3 separate regions of the Homo sapiens genome follow, and all the other regions are linked to region 1. Evidence: chromatin contacts called from ENCODE Hi-C data. All regions are on one chromosome and are shown on one strand. The core of a region is the stretch at or near the end of the contact, and the rest is flanking DNA. Distances in the headings are between cores, read along the strand shown.

Region 1 (4,889 bases), core at 1,541-4,040:
ATGGCCCCACCTCTTAATGTTATCATACCGGCAATTAAGTTTCAACATATGAAATTTGGGTTACACATTTAGACTACAGCAATATGTATGCAAAATATACAAGGTATATATATACACAAATGTAGCTTATCTGAAAGTCTTTTAAAAAATGTTGTCAAAATAGTAGAATCTTTTAAATCTCAAAAAAAATTATCACCACTTGAGGTAGATAAGCAGAAAAAAACACTTAAATTTTTCACCACAGAATATGTTCCAGCATATGTAAATTTAGCATGTTCTCTGAACAAAAAAGCCTAAAAAGTTTATTGGTTTATTAAATCATTTTCAGATTAATGCATTATTTTGATCATTTTCTCATTGCCTAGATCAGTGATGTGCAACGGAAATGTAATGCAAACCAAGTATATAATTATAAATTTTCTAGTAGCTACACTGAAAAATAAAAACAGGTGAGATTAATTTTAATAATTTAATTAACTCAATACACCTAAGCTATAATCATCACAACATATTATCAGTAAAAAATATTGAGACATTTTACAGTTTTATACTTTCTCCCCAATCCAGTGATCCAGTGTATATTTTACATTTATAGTACATCTCATTACAACGTCTCTAATTTCATCAGAAATACTTAATTGGTATTTATTTTATAGAGACATGGTCTTGCTCTGTTGCCAGGCTGGAATGCAGTGGCAGGATCACACCTCGCTGCAACCTCAACTTCCCTGGCCCAACTTATCCTCCCACCTCAGCCTCTGGAGTAGCTGGGACCACAGGTGTGTGCCACCACATCTGGCTAATTTTTTTTTTTTTTTTTTGAAACAGAGTCTTGCTCTGTCGCCCAGGCTGGAGTGCAGTGGCGCGATTTCAACTCACTGCAAGCTCGGCCTCTTGGGTTCATGCATTCTCCTGCCTCAGCCTCCCAAGTAGCTGGGACCACAGGTGTCTGCCACCACGCCCAGCTAATTCTCTGTATTCTTAGTAGAGACGGGGTTTCACTGTGTTAGCCAGGATGGTCTCGATCTCTTGACCTCGTGATCCACCTGCCTCGGCCTCCCAAAGTGCTGGGATTACAGGTGTAAGCCACCGCGCCAGGCCACATCTGGCTAATTTTTTAATTTTTTGTACAGATGGGGTCTCACTGTGTTGACCAGGCTGGTCTCAGACGCCTCACCTCAAGCAATCCTCCTGCCTCAGCCTCCCAAAGTGCTGGGATAATAGGCATGAGCCACCCATGCCTGGGACTTGATCAGTATTTAGATTTCATAAAATTTACAGTTGAAAAAGTAGATTCACATACCTCAGTTGTTCCAACCACATTAAAAAAACTTTCCAATAGCTGAATCGAGTGTCAGTTTTTGAGTTTACTGAAATTAAAAAAAATAAATATTCAGTTATTTCATCACACTAGGCACATTTCAAAAGCTCAATAGCCACATGTGGTTAGTGGCTACACTACTGAAAAGCACAGATCTAGGTCAACTGGCTTTTGTTGTTGTCCACATGTGAACTTAAACTGTAACGCAAATATAAGAGGAAATTATTTCACTTTGCATGCTGTGGAAGACAGAAAACTTTGAAATACATGAGAATGAAAAAAAAAAATTGAATATGGGTCATTCAGAGACCTTGCCAAGAAAGTAGAAAAGCTTCTGTATAAGAGTATCGAGGCGATGGTACTATTATAAAGCTGTTCCACCACCACCGGGAGAACATTCCCATCATTTCAACAGTCCCCTTACGTTTTAGTCTACTTTTTTCTTAAAAAAAAAAGAAAAAAAGGAAAAGAGAAAGAAAAAGAAAAATTGAATCTGTAGAGGGCTTGCGCTGGATACCATGCTGCATGCACAAAGGGGGTGACATTTAGGGCTTGCTCTCAATTAGAGTGCAATTTAATCTTCTAGTCACTAGGAATAACGACGTTTTATGACATTTTTGCCTGTTGGAATTTTGAACCTAAGGTGAACCGGCTGACATCATATCCCCCTTCTGTTGTTGTCACAGGTTTTCAAAATTTGGTTTGATCTAAATTCTCTGGTACCTTATGTCCCATAAAAATTTCATCTAGTTCGTAAGTAGTGATTGCTGCAGTAACCGTCTTATAAAAGTATATGGTTTTTACAAATCATTGTCGTATAGAAGAAAAAACAGGTAGCAATATAAATATTTCATACTACTTTATCTAGTTCCAAAATAATCAGAAAAGAGCCATCAAAAAATATCCTACGCTTAACTTCATGTTCTCAAGTTTCAAGAGAAAGTTTTTAAAGAGGCAATCCTTACTTTGGCAAAAATGCATTAAAGCTTGCTGCATTTAAGAGATGTCCCATTATGCAAACAGGTTGAAAGAATATTACAAATACGTTTTGGAAAAATACGGAGTGTCGCGCAGCTCAGCAATCCGCAGTCTTAATGCGCGCCTCTTTCCAGGAATTTGATCCAGCATCAAAACCCACAGGTGCACTCACCACACGGGAGTAACAAGTAAATGATGTGCCAGTATTCAACCTGCAAGTGCGTCGTCAGAGCCTACCTCACCCTCAGCATAACTTTCACCGGTATTCACCTTCCCGGAAACGCGCCCCAGTGAACCAGCACCGTTTTCCCTAGTAAAGCCCTTAAGCAGGGTTCCCACGCTCCTGGGCGTGGAGGGGGGCACCGAGAGCGCAAAGGATTCTTAAGACATGACTGCGCAGGCGCTGTCGCATGCGCCGCACTCCCCTCGCATGCGCCGCACTCCCGCGCATAGCCGGAGACGGAGACTGGCCGGGTAGCCCCGCCCCCGTAGTTAGCGCGGTGCTTCTCTTCCGCTCCGGGTCGGCTCCGTTTCCCTTTCCGGGCGGGCAGGCGGCGGACCCCAGTGTCTTTATCCCTCTTTTGCACAGTCAGCTTCTGCAGCTCTCCCGGGCTAGCATGGCAGCGTGGAAGAGTTGGACGGCCCTGCGGCTCTGCGCCACAGGTAATGGGGGCTCAGCGGTCGGGACGCTGGCGGGCGCGTGGGACCTGGCCCCGCCGTGGGGCCGGGATTGGACCCGGGTCTGGGGCGAGGCCTGCGGGGTTCGTGGAGATGCCCACCCATTCCCGGCAGCGTCCTGCCGCCCCCGCCGCGCCACCCTGCCTGGCCCTGACGGAGCGGACACCTTGGGGTCCTTCCGCCGCCGCTGTGCCGGACCAATGCTGGACGTGGGAAGGGCGCGCTGCCTTGTGTTTGTGTTTTTCTCATTGTGGCAGAAGTTTCAATAAAGCTTACTCCTTTGATGGGCAAGAAGGATGCCGCCGTCCCAGCTTAACGACCAAATCTTGCCTTGGCTTTAGGTTCCGAGTCTTGTCACGTTTAAGGATTTTTACCACCAGTACTCAAGAGAGGGTGGTCGAGGACAGATCAGGGTCAGGCCGCCGGGATTGTGCGGTGTGAAAAGGACCTGAGTGTGTGTCAGCGGTTCTCAGCTGCCTCCCGTCAGCATGGAGTGCCCTCATTCTCACTGGGGTCCGCTCACTTAACAACCTTTTAGAGCCCACTCTGTGTCAGGCACTGCCGTGTAATAAGTATTAGAGTTGCAGCTCGACTTTCTTCCTACGTATCTATTTGAGGGGAAATATTTTGAATGGCATTTGGAGTTTTTACGGAAGAGGTAATTGCTACTAAAGCAAAAGAAATAAAGAAGAATGCTGTCTATTTGTATTCCAAAAAGATAGGATGGTTAAAAAGAGACGTAAGATGAGAGTGAAAATATGGAGGAAAAAGGAACTGTGTGTATTAGATTTATTGGCTTACCTAGAACTTGGCCGGTCACGATATGGTTGCATACAGACTAAATATTTATTAAATGGATGAACTACCTTTGCTTTTGCATCATTTGCACCCTGGGATGCATCAGTGATGAATTTTTTGGTAGGTTGTGAAAGGTCAAAAACACTTCAGAGATGACTAAGCTTATACGGTATGAGCCAAATAATCAGCATTTATTGTGTACATTTTGTCTTTTTTTTTCAGTTGTTGTACTTGATATGGTCGTCTGTAAAGGATTTGTAGAAGATTTAGATGAATCGTGAGTATACATATATATATTTAAAATATTATTTTAACTGTCCAACTCAGATATCTGAATATTTGCATGTGATTCTAATATTTTAGATTGGAACCAATTTTTATATATCACTCATTTTTTTCACTTGTTGTAAGTGAAGGTGAGGGTGTGCCCAGAAGAGTTTTATTAATAGTTATGAGATCAAAAAACTGTGGCAAACTTTTACATATTCTTTTTTTCCTCATTATCTTACCTTGTATTTATGTCTTTTTCCTTTAATTATATTGAATGGGTGTTAGAATTTGGTAACTGTACTGTATTTATCTTCATAGTATGACAGCATTAATCAGCCTTGCTTATAGTAAGTGAGGAGGTTCACTTCAGACCCAAATTCCTGTGTGTGATCTTTCAGGCTTGACCATAGACAATTGCAAGGCTTTTTCTGGCATAGGGGAAGGTGCCCTCCCTACACCAAACTTGGTGTATAACCGGTGCATTACAGTCCCTGGAGGGAGTGGTAGTCAAGGATTCGGCCTCCCAGGCCAGCCACGCTCATTTGCATGTCTACACTCCCAACCCAGTGGTCTCTGTTTAGCAGCCTCCTTATTGGGACCTCACCTGAGGCATTTCCTGAGCACTTCTGCTAAAACATCTTTATTGAGGGTGTCAGCGGAGGCACTTTTCTACTCTAGTCCTTTTCTCTCTCACCCCCCATAAAGAGACAGAAGACTTTTGTTCAGTGCTGTAGGAAATGAGATGAATTCTCCCATCTGTGTCTCATCCACCTGACTCACCTGGTGCTGTTTCATGGGGAGAGATGGAACACTGAGGAGCTGGTGCCTCTTTTTTTTTTTTTTT
Region 2 (4,889 bases), core at 643-3,142, 6.0 Mb after region 1:
GATTGCTCAATCTAGTACTACACAGACTGTATGAAAAAGCTGTAAAGTTTAAGACAAAGACTCATCAGGACCCGCACTTACTCTTGGGTTGGGCAAACTGACAAGCAATTTGAATCACTCCTCGGTCCTCGGCAGCTTTTGCAACCACCCGTCAAGGCAGGTGACTTCCTTACCTGCATAGAAGCGGATGAGGCAGCCAATCTCCGAGTCCATGCCTTCCTCCTGCACCCTCCACAGCTCCCCAAATCCCAGTTGGAAGAGGTAGTCATTTTGGATCTGCAATGGCTTCTCCTCCGCCTCCAAGCGCCGGGTGGTCTCTCCGTGGAGCTGCACGTACAGGGTGGGCGGCGGGGGCGGCGGAGGCGCCTTCTCCGCGGTCACCCCGCTCCTCCCGGGGGTAGACTGGAGGCCTCCCGGGGCCACGGCTGCCGCTGCCTTCTCCTCGCACGACCCCTCGCGGACGGCCCCGCCCGGGCTGTCAATGGCCCTCGGGGCTTTCTGCTGCGGCTGAGGCGAGGAAGCCGTCTGGGGAAGCGGGAGGGGCTGCGCGGGGTGGCCGGGACGGCGGGGCTGGCCCGGGACCCCCGTCGGGGCCGAGGCTGCGTCGGCCTCGAGCTCTTCCGACGACGACGAGGAGCCGCCGCCGCTGCTGTAGGGGTCCAACCGGTCAGACACGCTCTCGGCGCTGGGACTCAGACTGAAGCTCTCGGTGTCGGAGACCACAGGCCGTGGGGCGCGGGGCGAAGAGACAGGGCCCCCAACGAACGGCTCGCCGGGGCTGGAGTCCGAGGGCGCTGGGCTGGCGCGGCGCGACCACCCGCCCGGGCCGCCGACGGGCAGGGGTAGGTCGGCGGGGGGCGCGCGCGGAGGCCCCCCGAAGGCACCCGGCGCGCTCCTCGCGGGCGGTACCTCCGAGTCCCGCGGCTCCGGGGGCGCCAGCCGGGGGCCGGCCTCGGGGGGCGGTTCAGCGGGCTCCCGGGCGGCGGCGGCTCCGGGCCCCTGGCCCAGCACCTTCACCACGCCGCCGCCTTTGTGGCCCAGCTGCAGCAGGCGGGCGGCCACCTCGCCGGCCGTGGTGTCCAGTGTGCAGAGCACCGGGCGCAGGTAGGTCGAGGCCATGTGGCGGTCGAAGACGTGCACGCAGCCGCGCTGGAGCTGGTGCCTCACCCAGTCCCGGTCCGACGGCTGCAGCTGCAGCGTCTGCCGGTGCTTCAGAAGCAGCGTCTTCCTGTCCAGGCTCCGGGTGCACAGCGACGCCGAGGCCGAGCAGGAGGCGGGGAGGCCGGCAGCGCCGGGGGAGTGCGAGGCAGCAGCGGCCGAGGACGACGACGACGAGGAGGCGGCCGCGGCGGCCGCGGACAGATTCCTCTTCAGCCGCCCTCTCCTCAGCAGGAGGGAGTTGGCGCCGCCGCCGGCCCCGGGTACGGGGGCAGCCCCGCCGGCAATGGGCTGGGGCGCCCCGCGCCGCCTCCTGCGCCCGGCACCCCCCGCTCTGCCCGGCAGCGGCCCCGGCGGCGCCTCGCCTGGGGCCTCTTCCCGCGCCCCGCTGCCGCTGCCGTTCCCGCCGCTCGGGGCCGCCGGGGTCAGCGCGGGCTCCGGACTCCGGCCGCCCCCGGCCGCCGCCGCCAGAGCCGCCGCGGCCGCCGCTGCTGCTGCTGCTGCCGCAGCGGCGGCCGCCGGAGCCGAAGCTCGGTCCTCCCTGCCGAGCTCGGGGAGTCGCTGTACCGTGGCCGCGGCGGCGGGCTCCATTGCAGTGGGGCTTCGCGTTTCCCCCCCAGCTCCGGAGGCAGCGGGCGGAGAGGGAGGCGATGAGGCGGAGGTGGGAGACGGCGGCGGCGCGCGGAGAAGGGAGAAGCCAATGGCGTTGTGCGCGGCCGTTCCAGGGGATTATGTGGCGATTCGGAGCATTCCGTCGGTGTCTCAGTGTTCCATCCCGCGCGCCCGCCTCGCCGCCACCGCCCCCCCGACACACGCCCTCCCCGCCCGGGTCGCGGGCTCCCCAGCGCCGGCCCCGCCCGCTACCCCCGCCTCAACCCGGCGAACCAGCCGCGGATCTGGGCTCATTGAATATTAATCATGCGCCGGGAGCGGGAAGGCGGGAGGCTGGCAGGGCGGGAGGGCCGCGTGTGCCTCATAAATATTCATCGCCGGCATGACGGCATTCCAGGGAGGAGTGGGGAGAGCCAGGGGATGGCCGGAGGCGGAGCTTCAGGGTAAACAAACGTGACGCGTGCGTACGAGGGCGGGGTGGGGGGCAGTTTCCCGGGAGGTTCCTGAGCCGGCCTCGGAGAGGGCAGTGAAGACCGACGCGCGCGGTAAACCTTGGGAGTTGTGGTTCTCGTAAGGGGATCGGCAATCCCGAGGGAAACATGGTGGACTACAAGTCCCAGCGGTCCTTTGGTTCTGCTTCTCCTGGCCGCCAGCAGCTGGCCGTGGCCAGTGAGTATTGTGCCCTCTGCCGTTGAACTCTGTGCCAGAGTTCTTAATGAACACGAATGCTCATGTTCATTAACTTGTATTTTACCCGCACTCCAGCTTGCCAGATGACTTTTATTTTCCCTACTAATTAAAGGTGAGGGCTTTCAGGGACTGTAAACGTACGAAGGTCGCAGGTCCTGGTCCTCACCTGCGCCCATTGTATGAGATAGAGATACACACCCGTCACACCACAGCATCACTGGCAGTCTGAGTGGGCCAACCTCACTTTTTCCCCACTTTTTCAAGACCCAGGAAGACAGGCAGCGTCTGGGAATTCTAACTGAGGCTGTCGTTGAATGTGCTTGTTCGAAGGCACAACCCTAAGTCTGTCCTCTCCCTCTCCTGTACCTGAAAAGGAAAATAGCAAAGGACTGAGGTTTCATTGTTTCCCATTGCTCTTGAAGTCTGAAGTAGTTTAATGACACAGAAAGCACTGGTAAGTAGAAGAAACATTAGAATGGAGTATGAGATGGGCTTTTTCCACGTGTTCTGTCTTAACGTCTTCTCTGGTTTTTTTCTTTCATCATTCAGGGAAAAAAAAAATAGTTTCTACTGCCACAATGTTTAGTCGTGGTCTGAAAAGTTGTATTTTTCGTCAGTTGAATCAATGTTGTAATCATTGGGCAGTTTACTATTTAAAAGAATGTTGTACACCTTTTTAATTGAATTACCATTCCCCCAATTGCTTTGTAATTCGGGATTTTTCTTTTCTTTTTTTCTTTCTTTTTTCTTTTTTTCTTTTTTTTTTTTTTTTTTTTGGCCACAGAGTGGGTCTGTCGTCCAGGCTGGAGTGCGGTAGCGCGATCTGGGCTCACTGCAACCTCCGCCTCTCGGGCCCAGGTGATTTTCCCACCTCATCCTCCGAGTAGCTGGGACTACAGGGCTTGCCACCAAGCCCGGCTCATTTTTTGTATTGTTTTAGTGGGGGTGGGAAGTCCCTTCATGCTGCCCCGGCAGGTCTCAAGCGATCTGCCCGCCTCAGCCTCCCAAAGTGCCGAGATTACAGTCGTGAGCCACCGCGCCAGGCCCTAAATCCGGATTTTCACATGTGAAACTTTTAAACAGTTTTAAACCACATACTATCTATGACCTGTTTTAACCTCAATAAAGTGACTAAACTTGCAGATGAAGAGTGAAGGGGGTTGGAGAGAGAGACCAACTGGAACTTACCGCTTAGGTTATCACAGTTTCATTGAACAAGAATGAAGAAGCTGTGGAGATAAAAATAAATATTTCTCAATGATTTTTTACATTCCTGATGATTTTCTGTATTTTCATTTAAAGTTTCACCCCTTAGCCTCATGAATCTATTAATAATATGTATTTTATTTAAATTCAATCAACAGCAACATATGAAAAATTAGGGAGATTGCAAGTTCTCCCAAGAGTGATAACATTTTCAAGTCAATTAATTTAACAGATAATTACAAACATTTATTATGTACCAGTCACCGTGTTATAGCAGTTGAATAAATCACACACTGTCCCTGCCTTCATAGAGTTTACAGGTTAGAAAGAATAACATTCAAAAAATGCAGCAGAAGTACAGAAGGGGAAAATACAAGGTGCCACAGAAATAGACATAAAACAAGAGGAACTAACCTAGTCTAAGAAGTCAGGCAATACAGACCAAAGTTTGAATGAAATTTTTTGGAGTCAGTGAAAATGTGCATTTGTTGAAGGATCAGTCTCTGAAAGAAAGGGAAGAACCAAAGAGGTAATTATATTGAGATAAATTTCAACTACACTGATCTGTGTTGTGCCTTCAGTAGCCCCGACACAAACTATTTGTTCTAGAAATTGAAAGAATAGTCCTTTAATTTAGGCATCCTTTAATAAAATTTAAAAAACAAGGCACATGTTAAATTTCAGTACTAAAACATGGAATTTGTATACCTCTTTATATTCCTTAGTTGATTTCCTACAAACCCCTTTATATTTATTTATTTATTTTATTTTTATTTTTTCTTTTTTTTTTTAGACGGAGTTTCCCTCTGTCACCCAGGCTGGAGTGCAGTGGCGCCATCTCGGCTCAATGCAACCTCCACCTCCCAGGTTCAAGCGATTCTCCTGCCTCAACCGCCCAAGTAGCTGGGATTACAGGCACACACCACCACGTCCGGCTAATTTTTGTATTTTTAGTAGAGACAGGGTTTTGCCATGTTGGCCAGGCTGGTCTCAAACTCCTGACTTCAGGTGATCCATATGCCTCGGCCTCCCAAAGTGCTGGGATTACAAACGAGAGCCACCACGGCCGGCATGTTTGTTTATTTATTTATTTATTTATTTTTTGAGATGGAGTTTCACTCTTGTTGCCCAGGCTGGAGTGCAATGGTGCCATCTCAGCTCAATGCAACCTCTGCCTCCGGGGTTCAAGCGATTCTCCTGCCTCAGCCTCCTGAGTAGCTGGG
Region 3 (4,889 bases), core at 977-3,476, 5.8 Mb before region 1:
TTTCATCTGGGTTCCTGGTTATTAAATGCCACAAATCCCAAGCTCACTGTGGTACATTCTCATTAATATTATTCTCTTGTAGTCAAATTAACCAGTGGCATTGTAGCTAAAGTCACTCAAAAATATAGTCACGTGCCACATAACATTTCCATCAACAACAGCGGTGGTCCCAAAAGATTATAATGGAGCTAAAAAATTCATTTTCTGTCTAGATATGTTTAGATACACAAATACCTACCACTGTGTTACAACTGCCTACAGCATCCAGTAAAGGTACATGTACGGGTTTGTAGCCTAGGAGCAATAGGCTACACCATATAGCCTAGGTATGTAGGAGGCTGTACCATCCAGGTTTGTGTGAGCGCAGCTCAGGATGTGCACACAACAACGAATCGCCTAACAATGCATTTTCTTGGAATGTATCCCCATCCTTAAGCAACATATGACTGTAATTATCTAAGTTACGACTTTCACTAAAAGAGAGGAAACAGGGATCAGATTGTTCCACCATCAGAGATGGGCTAAAAAGCAACTCCTGTTAATCACTCATCCAGTCAAACCAGGCTAGGCCAGGTTCCAGTTTCTCCTCCCATTCACACTTCTGGGTTACTCCTGTTTCACTTCCCCCCACCTCCCCCGTTACAAAGCCATTAAATGGAACCATTTTTATATGCTCTGGAGAACACCACTAATTAAGGTAAAAGCAGTATGCTGATTTAAGCAAAAGCATTATCCTTTTAAATGACACCTCACTCCCCTCTAAAAATCTAAAGTTCATACGGAGTAACTTTATTTATTTATTTAGAGACAGGTTGTCATTCTGTCACCCAGGCAGGAGTGCATTGCTGTGATTTTGGCTCACTGCAACCTCTGTCTCCCAGGCTCAAATGATCCTCCTGCCTCAGCTTCCCAAGTAGCTGGGACTGCAGGTGCGCACCACCACACCCAGCTAATTTTTGTATTTTTTGTAGAGACGGGGTTTGCTCGTGTTACTCAGGCTGGTCTCGAACTCCTGGACTCAAGCGATCTGTCCGCCTTGGTCTCCCAAAGTGCCGAGGTTACACACATGAGCCACCATGCCTGGCAAGGGAGTAACATGATTTAAATGTTGAGACTAGTGGAGGGCAGGAGAAATTGCTGTGGCACCTGGAACCGTCAGTAGTACACACAAATGAGTCTTCTAGTTCTGAGAATCTCAGTCCCTGTCCCTTGATAATTGAAGGCATATATAACACAAATAACTGAATCACACCTTCATGTCTGATTAAGAACCAATAAAAGAATCTCCAATCTGCCCAAGCTAGAACTTGATCCCTAAGCATAATGTGGACTTCTCTTCCTCCACTCCTGCCTGCAAACATTAGGGACAAGGAAGGTATTGGTAGCAGGCCCCGGGTTCTCCGCCTCTTCCTGCAGTCTATGCTTGGATGATCTACGGAATCTGACCTTGGCAGGCGGTGGGGAGTTTGGTTTGGTGGCCCTGTCTGTGAGGACCAAATATTGTCTCTATTTCACAGATGAGGAAACTGAAGCCAATTGAATAAGACACCTGCCCCAGACCATCAAGCTGGCATGGGAATTTTGTCTCCCCTCAGACGCTTCCTCCTATAGCCTTAAACGCTGCCTCAAATGCTGGCGGGAGCTAGGGACGCTGTCCAGGGCCCTTTGAACCTGGGAGGCTTCTGTCCCGCCACACTCCCCACCCCAGGTCTCCGGGAAAGGGATCCGTTGGAGAAAGGCTGGAGTTCTCAGCAGGCCCCTGGGGAGGGGTGTGGCCTGACCAGCGCTCGGCTCCCCGCAACCCCATCTCCAACCCGGGTCGTTCCACTCGACTCCACCAGGGAGGGCCACGCAGGCTCAGGCCAAGTGCGCCGCCCAGCTTGTCCCTGCGTACCGGGGACGCGCTCGGCGCTGCTGGGACACGAGTGGCCCGGAGGTGCGAGAGGCCCCGGGGCCATGGCCGTCACGGGCCTCCGCCCCCGACCGCGCGCTCGGGAACAGCCCGGACACCATTGTTCCCGCCTGGCTGCGGCCGGGCGCCCCACGCTCCCCCACGAATGAGGCGTGACTCTCGCCGCTGACCCGGGTCCTCCCCGCCCAGCCCGTTCCCAGCTCAGGGCGCCCACCCGGGAAGGAAGGTCCATCAGGAAGACCCACCTGGGAAGGAAGGCCCACTAGGCAAGGCCCTGTTACCAGCAGCAAGCGCGGCGCCGGTTCCGTACCACGTGTCCCGGCCACGACCCCCGGCGCTGGCCCGCCCCGCGGTCGCCCTGGCCACCAACCCCGCCTTGTCCGGAGGGCAGGCATCGCCACGCCCCCGCCACGCCCACCAATCCAGCCACAGGCAGAGGGGTGGTGTCACTCTCTCCCCGCCCCATTTCCGCCCTGAGCCAGGTGCGGAAGGTGACGTCACCTCTCCCAGCTCCATTTCCGTCCCGCCCACCAATCCCGGCCTGGTCCACAAGGCTTTCGCCTCGTCGCCCCTCCCCGACGGTAGACGGGGATGTGGGCGTGGCGAGGGGGCGGAGATTTCGTGGGTTGGGATTCAGGGGAGGCAGGGCACACGGGAGCGCGTGTCCGGAGCTGTGGGCTTGTGCTGTGCTTCCCGGTTGCTCTTGGGTGGGCGGGGGGCCTGGTGCTTCAACGGTGGGGTCCGAGAAGTCGCCTGCAGTGCGGCAATGGAGTCCAAAACTAGGGGGCCCTGACTCCACCCTCTGATCTCCCAGGCTCCGGAGGTCCCACGACGCTCCCATTCCCTTGCGCATCCAGCACTGCACTTTCCGTTGCGTTTCAGTCCCGGCGGAGTCGGGGCACGGACTCCTGCGGGTCACACAAGCTCCAATGAGAGGTCGGTCTGAACTGGATTAGGAAAGCGTTCGCCAGCATCGTTACCAGTAGTGGAAATATTTTAGTATTTGTGTCCCATGACCCTAGGAACTGATGAAGGAAGCAGAGCCAGCACCGTGTTTGAGCGTCTGCGACAGCGCTTTCCTTTTTAATCTTAACAACAATTCTTGGGGGTAAAATTGTTATTCCCTAGTCTGCTCACTTTTCCAATAGAGTGTTCTCAAAAGACTTTCTTTAAACTTGTACCACTACCACATTCTTTAAGGAGTGATGGCTCGGGAGTTATTATTTTTTAAAAATGAATTTAATAGTTGTAAGAGATGTATACGTTCCCACATAAAGTAAAATGTTAAAATTGTCTCCTCCCTTAAAATTTACATGGTTTGTTTCCTCTTTTTATATTTATTTATTTATTTATTTATTTATTTATTTAGAGACAGAGTCTTGCTCTGTTGCCATGCTGGAATGCAGTAGCCCAGTCTCAGCTCACTGCAAGCTCCGCCTCCCAGGTTCAAGCCATTCTGCCTCAGCCTCCCGAGTAGCTGGGACTGCAGGTGCGCACCACCGCACCCAGCTAATTTTTGTATTTTTAGTAGAGACAGGGTTTCACCATATTGGTCAAGATGGTCTCGATTTCTTGACCTACTGATCCACCCGCCTCAGCCTCCTAAAGTGCTGGGATTACAGGCGTGAGCCACCCCGTCCCCCCCATCCCTGCCTCCTCTTTTATTTTTTATTTCTATTCCACATCCCTCATAGAATTTTGTTAAATGTAACATTTTTATACTTAATAGTCTTACTCATATCCTAATCATTTCTCTACAACAGACTATGATAAAAATTTAAATTAATATTTACTTTGCTATAACCAGATGAGATTAGGCATGTTCAGGGTGGTATGGCCATAGACACTTTGCTATAACCAAAAAGCTTTAAGTATTAACATTTTTTCTTCTGGATTAAATTCTCATAATAATTATTGTACATGAATGATAAAAAGAAAAAACTATATTACACATTTTGCAAACATTGCAAAAAGTAAACATTGGTGGAAGATACATCCTTTAATCATATCTACTGGGCTTTTAAATAAATTCGTTCAGGTATCCATAAATGAGATTATTGCTGAAAAGAGGGTTTGGTTAAAAAAAAAAACAAAACACACACACACACACACACACATATGTATATAGCAAAAAGAAGTGATTTAGAGTAGAAGCCATAACACACTACTGTTACCAAAATTTAATAGGCTCAAGGTAAGAATAAATAATGAGCAAAGAAGTAGTTGAGAACTTTAGAGCAATCAGATGCTTCAGTCCAAGTGAAAACATGAAAATGCATTTGCAGTACTCAGTGTTGAAGAAGTTGGTGAACATGTTTCTCCTATGAATCTGAATAAATGTTAAGAAAATACAAAACACAACATTTACCCTTAATATAGAACCCTGTTACCTGGAAATATGTTAATTGTCATTATTCCCCTGGGAACAATGTTAAGTCAGTACCTGATCAGTGTCCTTGATTAAGGAGTTGTCCTCCAGTGATACCATGTGGCATTTCAAATTGTCCCTTTGTCTGGAGCATGCCAGGCTTCAAGAGTTGATGACATACAGCATCAGGAACAATGCCTGGCACTGAGAAGGTGCCTCATGAGTGTTAATTACTCATCCTTGTGCAGGGACCAGGACTCCTAGGAACAGGAGACCCTGGCTGAGGTCAGCAGGTCAGTTGCACCGCCTACATGCTCTAGGAGAGAGCCTCTGGAAAATTTGAGAAGCTGGAGGTTGATGCCCTTTAGAACTCTCTGAGTCCCTAAGTTTCCTTGTGCCCTCAGTCATCTTTCTCAAGACCACTGCCTTACACAGCTGGTAATGCAAGTAGCTGGTATTGGAGCCTGTGTGCTCAGTTCTGATTTTCCAGCAGGTGGCCCTGCAAGTCCATTGCTTCTTAAAGTGTGCATTGCAGGTGGCTCAGTGGCAACAAACCTGAGCTTAAAGAGCTACATAAATGTGTTCCTATTCCTCTCTGATGATTTTGAG

Evidence for each region. Hi-C counts contacts between places; a loop is a spot of excess contacts on that map. Pooled maps may share reads with other maps.
Region 2: a map of B cell shows a loop between it and region 1 (25-fold over the local background). The contact joins the promoter of PHLPP1 here to the promoter of TMX3 in region 1. A Hi-C loop is called at or near these places in 3 of 168 maps with a recorded cell type or tissue (B cell, CD4-positive, alpha-beta memory T cell and naive thymus-derived CD4-positive, alpha-beta T cell) and 8 of 50 pooled maps.
Region 3: a loop to region 1 is called in a map of CD8-positive, alpha-beta T cell, with 6 times the contacts of the local background. The contact joins the promoter of CNDP2 here to the promoter of TMX3 in region 1. A Hi-C loop is called at or near these places in 2 of 168 maps with a recorded cell type or tissue (CD4-positive, alpha-beta memory T cell and CD8-positive, alpha-beta T cell) and 9 of 50 pooled maps.

Annotation. Positions count from the first base shown.
Region 1 is chr18:68,713,009-68,717,897 of GRCh38, reverse strand. TMX3 (thioredoxin related transmembrane protein 3) reads left to right here and starts at 2,790. Exons shown (of 16, transcript NM_019022.5): 1 at 2,790-2,962; 2 at 3,998-4,052. The coding sequence starts at 2,917. It also overlaps a transcript of CCDC102B not described here. RefSeq lists an enhancer at 2,463-2,532 and silencers at 2,733-2,862, 3,043-3,142.
Region 2 is chr18:62,712,544-62,717,432 of GRCh38, reverse strand. PHLPP1 (PH domain and leucine rich repeat protein phosphatase 1) reads right to left here and starts at 1,892. Exons shown (of 17, transcript NM_194449.4): 1 at 174-1,892. The coding sequence starts at 1,749. RefSeq lists silencers at 309-428, 529-628, 939-1,078, 1,289-1,518, 1,869-2,158 and enhancers at 509-1,471, 2,429-2,538, 2,629-2,688.
Region 3 is chr18:74,493,700-74,498,588 of GRCh38, reverse strand. It overlaps CNDP2 (carnosine dipeptidase 2), which reads right to left and starts at 2,226. Exons shown (of 12, transcript NM_018235.3): 1 at 2,158-2,226. RefSeq lists enhancers at 1,118-1,217, 1,601-2,113, 2,671-2,940 and silencers at 1,711-1,760, 1,891-2,400, 4,812-4,861.